3 separate regions of the Homo sapiens genome follow, and regions 2 and 3 are each linked to region 1. A link is a contact called in ENCODE Hi-C or POLR2A ChIA-PET data. All regions are on one chromosome and are shown on one strand. Each heading gives the region's core, a stretch centred on a gene start or an enhancer-like site at or near the end of the contact. The rest is flanking DNA. Distances are from core to core; before and after follow the strand shown.

Evidence for each region. Hi-C counts contacts between places; a loop is a spot of excess contacts on that map. ChIA-PET counts read pairs that join two places held with the same protein, here RNA polymerase II (POLR2A). Pooled maps may share reads with other maps.
Region 2: a pooled map shows a loop between it and region 1 (2.7-fold over the local background). The contact joins the enhancer-like site here to the promoter of RBBP8 in region 1. A Hi-C loop is called at or near these places in 2 of 168 maps with a recorded cell type or tissue (aorta and chondrocyte) and 5 of 50 pooled maps. POLR2A ChIA-PET finds 5 or more read pairs at or near these places in 6 of 52 experiments (H1, OCI-LY7, PC-9 and 3 more).
Region 3: a pooled map shows a loop between it and region 1 (2.7-fold over the local background). The contact joins the enhancer-like site here to the promoter of RBBP8 in region 1. A Hi-C loop is called at or near these places in 2 of 168 maps with a recorded cell type or tissue (aorta and chondrocyte) and 4 of 50 pooled maps. POLR2A ChIA-PET finds 5 or more read pairs at or near these places in 7 of 52 experiments (Caco-2, GM12878, HEK293T and 4 more).

Annotation. Positions count from the first base shown.
Region 1 is chr18:22,932,049-22,934,748 of GRCh38, forward strand. RBBP8 (RB binding protein 8, endonuclease) reads left to right here and starts at 1,280. Exons shown (of 19, transcript NM_002894.3): 1 at 1,280-1,516. It overlaps RBBP8-AS1 (RBBP8 antisense RNA 1), which reads right to left and starts at 1,716. Exons shown (of 5, transcript NR_198963.1): 1 at 1,540-1,716. It overlaps MIR4741 (microRNA 4741), which reads left to right and starts at 1,301; the gene lies at 1,301-1,390. RefSeq lists enhancers at 1,010-1,850, 1,534-1,663, 2,024-2,073 and a silencer at 1,324-1,403.
Region 2 is chr18:23,090,201-23,092,900 of GRCh38, forward strand. No RefSeq gene overlaps it. Among named protein-coding and RNA genes, the nearest start is that of CABLES1, 44 kb to the right of the region's middle. Within about 2 kb of position 1,336, at least 3 of the 41 ENCODE cell types and tissues checked have a DNase peak (open chromatin) inside an H3K27ac peak, as active enhancers do; they include OCI-LY7, where a contact is called at or near this core.
Region 3 is chr18:23,113,229-23,115,928 of GRCh38, forward strand. No RefSeq gene overlaps it. Among named protein-coding and RNA genes, the nearest start is that of CABLES1, 21 kb to the right of the region's middle. Within about 2 kb of position 1,408, at least 13 of the 41 ENCODE cell types and tissues checked have a DNase peak (open chromatin) inside an H3K27ac peak, as active enhancers do; they include Panc1, where a contact is called at or near this core.

The DNA of each region.
Region 1 (2,700 bases), core at 30-2,529:
AATTGGACTGCGTGATGGCTTGGATATGGAAGTTAGGGATGAATAAAGTGTCAAGGATGACTCTTTGGTTTCTGACTTGCATAAATGGATTAGAGAGTGAGACACAGGCAGAGGCCATAGGAACAGGTTGGGTCATTCTGCTCAGTTTTTCTTTGGACCACAGTAGAGACCACAGCACACTGCTCTTTCAATACTCTGTTAAATGACAAACTTATTACAGGTTATTTCTGTCATAAACATAAAAGCTTCACTCTGTCAATTATGTTTCCTATCTTGCGTTAAAAATTACATAGTCAAAATTTCATCCATTTTCTTTTAAAAATGTGGAGTTAAGTCTTATAAAATGGGGAAGTGAATGATAGTTGCTGTAACAGGCTAATAGAAGGTTTAGCACCCCTCTTCTGTATACTAACTTTTTAAGTTATATTTATTCATCCCTTAAGATGTGGGACAGGTGGAAAAATTACCTTTCCACTTTGTATTTATGATTTCTAAGTACTAAACTTTTAAAGCCTGTTAATATTATCCCTTCCCAGGTCTTAGAATAATTACACAAAAGTACTGGACTGGTTTAAAAGATATTTGATTCTAGTCTATTTTGTTCATTTGTAGAATTTCTAGTGGTCTAAAAACGATTCTTTTACAAATCAGGAGAAATAGGAATACCTACTATCGGTTTGAATCTCAAACGAACAGCCACAAGAAAAATGGACTTTTTAAAAAAAATTATCTAACAGCATGTTGTCCCAATAAATAATGCTGAAGGAGATTCCTTCTCGTTTCAAATTTGCCAGAAACTTCCCGTTTAACCTCAGCAAAATACAGATCGTTTTGATCTATGGCGTTACCGCACAACCCTGTCAGGTCACATCACTAAACTGCAGATAACAGCGACAAGGCCGAAAACTATGTTAGACGGATCCGCGTCCATACCCCCCATCAGTTAATTTTAACTCTTCATTCGGTACAGGTCACTCTACACATGCTTCCCTGCAAAATGCTTAAGCTAGACACAGTGTACAGATAACTTTCACAGAACCGCAAGGGCTTGATGCTCCCCCAACAGAACGGCTTGAGCTTTCCCCAGCGCAATTCAGAAATGCTGTGGCGGTCGCCAGACTCTTCGGGTAGCTCCCGGCAGCTCCGAGGTAGCGCTCCCCTCCCCAACCATCGCCCTCCGGGATGGGCCGCACCGAAGAGCCCGCTCCTCAGCTAGGGCACGAAGTGCGCCGCCGCGATGGGCAGCTGGAGGAAGGGGCGTGACGCAAGTGGAACTCCCGCGTGACGTCGCGCGGGCTCCCGGGCGGGGCGGGTCCGGCCGCCTCCGAGCCCGGCCGGCAGCCCCCGGCCTTAAAGCGCGGGCTGTCCGGAGGGGTCGGCTTTCCCACCGAGGATTTGGCACTCTGGTGAGGGAAAAGGGCGAAAGAGAAAAGCGAGCAGCCGTCCTTTCACAGCCTCAGAAAGTGCTCGCTTCCCTTCGGGGGCTTTCGCGAATCCCGAGGCAATCTCGGAGGCGGTGAGTAAAAGCAATCTCTTTACCCCACCCGGAGCTCTGGGTCGGAGCGACTGCTTCTGGTCTGGAGCTGCGTGCTTGGCGAAGGGCTCCCGGGGTAGGGGTGGCTCCCGGCTCTGGGGTTGTGTCTGATGAAATAGGCCGGGCCCGGGCTACACTCGGTGGTGGTGGACCGGCGGGAGGACGAGCGCTACCTCAGTACTACTTCTGGGTCTCCCGCGCGGGCTGAGGAAGCGCCTTTCGCCGCCAAGCCCGCCCCGCGCATGCGCCGACTGCGGCTCGCGCGCGCGCTTCGGAGGTTTTTTGGCCAGACCCGCACGCGGAACCGGCGCGGGCACCTGGGGAGAAATGGATGGAGAAGGGACCTGGCTGGAAAGCCTTTGCCCCGCTGCTCTGCTCCGCCCATAAGAGGACCCCTGAAATGTCCCGTGCAGTTTGTTCAAGTCCCCTGTGTGATGAAATGTGCCTCTCGCCTTACCCGTGTGAGAATACCTGTGGTGTGGCAGCGAGTATTTTGGTGAGCACCTGCAGTGTAGTGGTTTATACTAAGGAATACACACAAATTACAGGCCTTTGAGCCCAGAATGCAACTTGGGAGGTAAGACGTGACGTTCTGAGAGATTGAAAAATGTACATTGTCGTCGTGCCTCGAATAACGGTTCATTGCAGAGAGAGATGCTAACAAAAAGTGCCGGGCATGCGGGTAGGTGGAAAGGGTTTTGCGAGCCAGAATTTGCAAGTTGAATGTTTTGTTTTTATGTTTTGTTTTTAAGGCACTGTACATCACTTACTTGAAGATAGATACGTAAAGGATGCTTATTTTACACTCTTTAAACGAATATGTTAATACTTTTTCGGTCATTGAAGTAATTAAACCTTCATTTTAAACTGTTGACTTAATAGAAATCGTTTATGTCTTCTTTTTTTTTCTTTTTGCTGCAGAGAGGTATTTTTTCTTTATTTTATTATTATTTTTTATACTTTAAGTTCTAGGGTACATATGCACGACGTGCAGGTTTGTTACATATGCATACATGTGCCATGTTGGTGTGCTGCACCCATTAACTCGTCATTTACTTTAGGTATATCTCCTAATCCTATCCCTCCCCCCACCCCACGGCAGGCCCCGGTGTGTGACGTTCCCCTTCCTGTGTCCAGGTGTTCTCATTGTTCAGTTCCCACCTATG
Region 2 (2,700 bases), core at 86-2,585, 160 kb after region 1:
CTGAGCCCCAGTTGTCTGAAAGTCATTTGCCCAAAACATTTAACACTAACTCCTGAAAAATTCTGTACATGCTAAGAAGATCTGAACCACTTAGTGCAATAGGAATCTGCTAAAAAGCACCTAGGATAAGGGAAAACAACATAGAAAATCTGTATTTCTTCTTCTTCTTTTTTTTCCAAGACGGAGTCTTGCTCTGTCACCCAAGCTGGAGTGCAGTGGCATGATCTCAGCTCACTGCAACCTCCCCCTCCCGGGTTCAAGAAATTCTCCTGTCTCAGCTTCCCAAGTAGCTGGGATTATAGGCACGCACCACAACGACCGGCTAATTTTTGTATTTTTAGTAGAGACGGGTTTTCACCATGTTGGCCGGACTGGTCTTGAACTCCTGACCTCGTGATCCACCCACCTCAGCCTCCCAGTGTGTTGGGATTCCAGGCGTGAGCCACCGCGCCCGGCCGAAAAATTGTATTTCTATTCACAATGAGACAGGACTATTAAAACCACATGTTTATTTTTGGAAACTCTAATCTTCAGTAACTCTCATTTACAGTTCAACCACAATATGAAAACCCTTTATTATTTTATATCCAACTTTTATTATAAAAATAATAAATGCCCATATAAATATTTGGAAAATAAAAAGTATAATAATTCATGTTTTTAAAGCCATAACTTCAACATCTGATGATAACCTCTGTTAATACTGCAATGCCTATCTTGTGTGTGTGTATAAAACAACCTTGTAATCATATCACACATAGTTTTATATTCTGATTTTTATCATTTATCACTTTATCTTATGGATTTCTCCACACTAAAATGTTGCCCATTAAAAACTTATTATTATTATTACTATTATTATTATTTTGAGACAGAGTCTCTGTTGCCCAGGCTGGAGAGCCCTGGTGCCATCTCAGCTCACTGCAACCTCCGCCTCCCAGGTTAAAGAGTCTCCTGCCTCAGCCTCTTGAGTAGCTGGGATTACAAGCACGCACCACCACACCCAGCTAACTTTTGTATTTTTAGTAGAGACGGAGTTTCACCATGTTGGCCAGGCTGGACTCAAACTCCTGACCTCAAGCAATCCACCTGCCTCAGCCTGTCAAAGTGCTGGGATTACAGGCGTGAGCCACTGCACCCAACCTAAAAAATTCATTTTAATTGGCTCATGATACTTCATTGTTTGACAGTACTATAATTTATTAAATGATTTCCCTATTGTCAGACATTTAGGAACCACACTACAATTTATGCCTTGACAATCCAACATGAAAAGACTGTTTTTTTTTTTTTTGTCTTGAAAAAGGAAGTAACATCATCCCGAAAGAAGCTGGTATTTCCTCTTCTCAACCTCTGGTTCTCTCTCTTCACTGTCTCTGGTTTCATATTAACTTCATTTGAAGGCTTCTTCTTTTGCTATATTAAAGAATAGGAGTGAGAAAAGCAGCTACCACCTAGAGAAACTCTGACCAAAGGAGTGGCAATGGACGATTAATAAAATGATTATTTTAAAGATAAGCTTTGTTCTTGTTCTTTATAAATTGCAAGTCATGGCTGAATAATCATTTTTAAGAATATGTGTATATTTTTAGCCAGTTTTGGTGGCACGTGCCTGTAGTCCCAGCTACTCAGGAGGCCAAGGCAGGGGTATTGCTTGAGCCCAGGAGGTCAAGGCTGCAGTGAGCCATAATGGCGCCACTGCACTCCAGCCTGGGTGGCAGAGCAAGATCCTGTCTCAAAAAAAAAAAAAAATATATATATATGTGTGTGTGTGTGTGTGTGTGTGTGTGTGTGTGTGTACACATATATATTCCTTTTTAAAATATATATATATATATATATATTCTTATTTTTAAGATGCTTTAGATGAGTCAGTGTTCTCCAGATAGATGGATCCAATAGGATATATAGAGACATGAGAGGGGATTTATGAGGGGAATTGGCTCATGTGATTATGGAAGCTGAGAAGTCCCATGACAGGCCATCTGGAAGCTGGAGACCCGGGGATGATGGTAGTGTGGCTTTGCCCAAGTTCGAAGCCTCAGAACTGGGGAAGCCAATGGTATAACTCTCAGTCCGTGGCCAAAGCCCTGCGAACTCGGGGCTGGTGGAGGAGGATGCTGGTGTAAGTCCCGGAGTCCAAAGGCCAGGGAGCCTGGAGTCCTGCTGTCCAAGGGCAAGAGGAGAAGGCCGTCCCAGCTCCAGGAGAGAGCATGAGACTCTGCCTTCCCTCTGTCTTTCTATTCTCTGTGGTCCACCAGTCGATTGAACGTTGCCTGCCCACACTGAGAGCAGATCTTCCCTGCTCAGTTCACCAAATCACAATCCAGTCTCCTCTGGAAACACCTCACCAACACATCCAAAATGATGGTTTACCACCTCTCTAGATATTTCTCAATTCATTCAAGTTGACACCTAAAATTAACCATCACACTTAGAAATCCCTGTTATGTTGGCTGGGCACGGTGGCTCACACTTGTGATCCCAGCACTTTGGGAGGCCGAGGTGGGTGGGTCGCCTGAGGTTAGGAGTTTGAGACCAGCCTGGCCAACATGGTGAAACCTCATCTCTACTAAAAATACAAAAATTAGCTGGGCATAGTGGCGGGTGCCTGTAATCCCAGTTACTCAGGAGGCTGAGGCAGGAGAATCACTTGAACCTGGGAAGTGGAGGTTGCAGTGAGCTGAGATTGCGTCACTG
Region 3 (2,700 bases), core at 158-2,657, 180 kb after region 1:
GCCACCACACCTAGCTAATTTTTATATTTTTAGTAGAGACAGGGTTTCACCATGTTCGCCAGGCTGGTCTCAAATTCCTGACCTCAGGTGATCTGCACACCTCAGCCTCCCAAAGTGCTGGGATTATAGGAGTGAGTCCCTGAGCCCGCCACCATCTTAGCAATTTTTAAGGTACAGTTAGTTGAGTGGCATTAAGTACATTCACATTGTTGTGCAACCATCACTACCACCCATCTCCATAGCTCTTTTCATCTTGTAAAACTGAAATTGTACGTTAAACACTAACTCCCCTTCCCTCCTCCCCCCAGCCCCTGGCTACCACCACTCTGTCTCTATGATTCTGATGACTCTAAGTACCTCATACAAGTGGAATCACAGTGTATTTGTCTTTCCATGACTGGCTTACTTCACTTAGCATAATGTCCTCAAGACAGGACAGGTCTTGCCTCAGCTGCAAGCTGGTGCCAGAACCAGCCATCCCTGGTTCTGGGACGTCCATGGGCATGGCCTGGGGGCTCACTTGAGCAAAATTCCATGGCCCCACGAAGACAACCAGAGTCCCCCGTACCTCTCCATCCCGCACAGGCTCAGTCTTCCAAAACACTGCGGTGTGGGAGGGGGTTGCCTCAGTCCAGTCAAAACCCATTTTTTTAGAAAACCATTTATGCCGCTTCTTTAAGAGCTAAAGAATCCTCCAATTTACTCAACTCTAAAAAAAACCTTAACACCCAAACAGTAGCATCTGGACATAAATTTAACTAGATTTCAGAGTTTTCTCTAAGAATAGTTGGTGAATGTTGCTTTACGTCTTGGAGAATTTCCTAAACTAAGAGAGTCCAAAGATAAGGATTATTTCACTTCCAGGAAACAAAACTGCCATTTAGGTCCCTAAATGGCAGATCCCAGGTAACAGTACAAAACAAGTCTCTCTTTACAAAGCCCCTGCTATTGTAGTTAAAATAAACAGTCCATGTGTTAGAGTTGGAAATTCTATTGTTATATAGATATCTTGCTGAAATGGGTTCTGACCCCTACAAAGAGTTCTCAAGAATGAAACACGTGATGTTCCTTTAATGTTGTTTTTGCTCATGCAAATGACATCCTATTACACCCACGGATGCTTAACTACTAAGTTAAAACAACTACATGGCAATTTTGATCACTCCAGAGTCCCCTCACTGTTTTGTGGTTTTATGTAATTCGCATATTGTGTACAAAAAGACTTGACCTGGAGCCGGCAGCAAGAAATGTGTAATTAGAAACACTTCCCGAGGAAATTAGGTGACAAGTGAAGGCTTGAGGATTTCCGAGGGAGCCTGGAGCTGCAGATATTCATTATGGGTACTTAAGAGGCACAGCTGCCTCTGCTGAAAACCATGTCAAATGCCGTCCGCTGGATGCCAGCGTGGAGGCCAGCCCAGAGCCAGAGATGGTGGCTATGGCAACACGCTACTCCATTTTTAAACTTTTCATTACCTAAAAGGAAATTGCTTAGGCTGTTTTTCTTTTTTTCCTTTTTCTCCCTACCAATTTCAGAGTTTGTACCAGCAGTGAATAGCCTCCAGGTCTAACATTTCCTGGGTAATGAGTGACTAGCTGGGTGAAGTGCTTTTGGCCTTACCTCCAGCCTTGGCAACTCCAGCCAGTTATTAATTGCTGCACCGGGAAACACTTTCCAATCAAGCTATTATTTAATCAAAATAAAAGAAAACGAACTATTATTGCTGTCAACAGCAATGAGCAACTCTCCGCAGGAGTCTAAATGGGAACTGTGGAGGTTTTCACTGGAAGAAGTGTTCCTCTGGGGGTCAGATAAGCAGGGCAACGTGAAGTTGCGTGGAGTACCCTTGGGAACTGGTTCTTGTGGGAGGAGAGAATGTTGAACCAGCAGGAAGACGCAGAGAGATTACACACACCCTGTCCTAGATCTCAGTCATTCATGGTCAGTTAACCTGTAACCTTGCTGTTAAGCCAGTGCCCCAAATGCTTCTGTGGGAGTGTCTGCAGGGGAAAAGACAGTCCATAGAAGCATTTGGGCTGCTTCTATAAGCAATAAATAGTAAAACCTGTAACCACCATAATAACCACACTTCCTGAGTACCCCCAATGTGCCAGGCAGGCACTGTGCCCCCAGGTTTATACTCAGATCTCAAGAGTTCCCCACATTGCCACTGTGGGGAGAGTATAGTCACGATCCCTCTTTCACAGGGACACTGAGTCCGAGAGAGATGAACTTGGCCAAGACCCACCACACCCTGGTGTGAATAGCAGAGCCGGGGCTTGACTTCTAGTCTCTGCATCGAGCAGTTGCTTTTTTTTTTTCTTTAAGTGACAATATAAACATAACATAAAAGTGACCATCTTAACCATTTTTAAGTGGATAGTTCTGTGGCAGTAAGTACATTGACATTGTATGCAACTATCACCACCAACCATCTCTAGAACTTTTTCATATCCCCAGCTGAAACTCTGTACCCATTAAACACTAACTCCTCATTCCCTCCTTCCCCAAGCCCCTGGCAACCACTATTCTGTCTCTAACAGCGTGATGATTCCATGGACCTCACATGAGTGAATCATACACTATTTGTCCTTTGGTGACTGGCTTGTTTCACTGAGCGTAACGTCCTCAGGGTTCATCCACGTTGTAGTATGAGTCAGAATTGCCTTCCTACTTAAGGCTGAATTACATTCCATCGT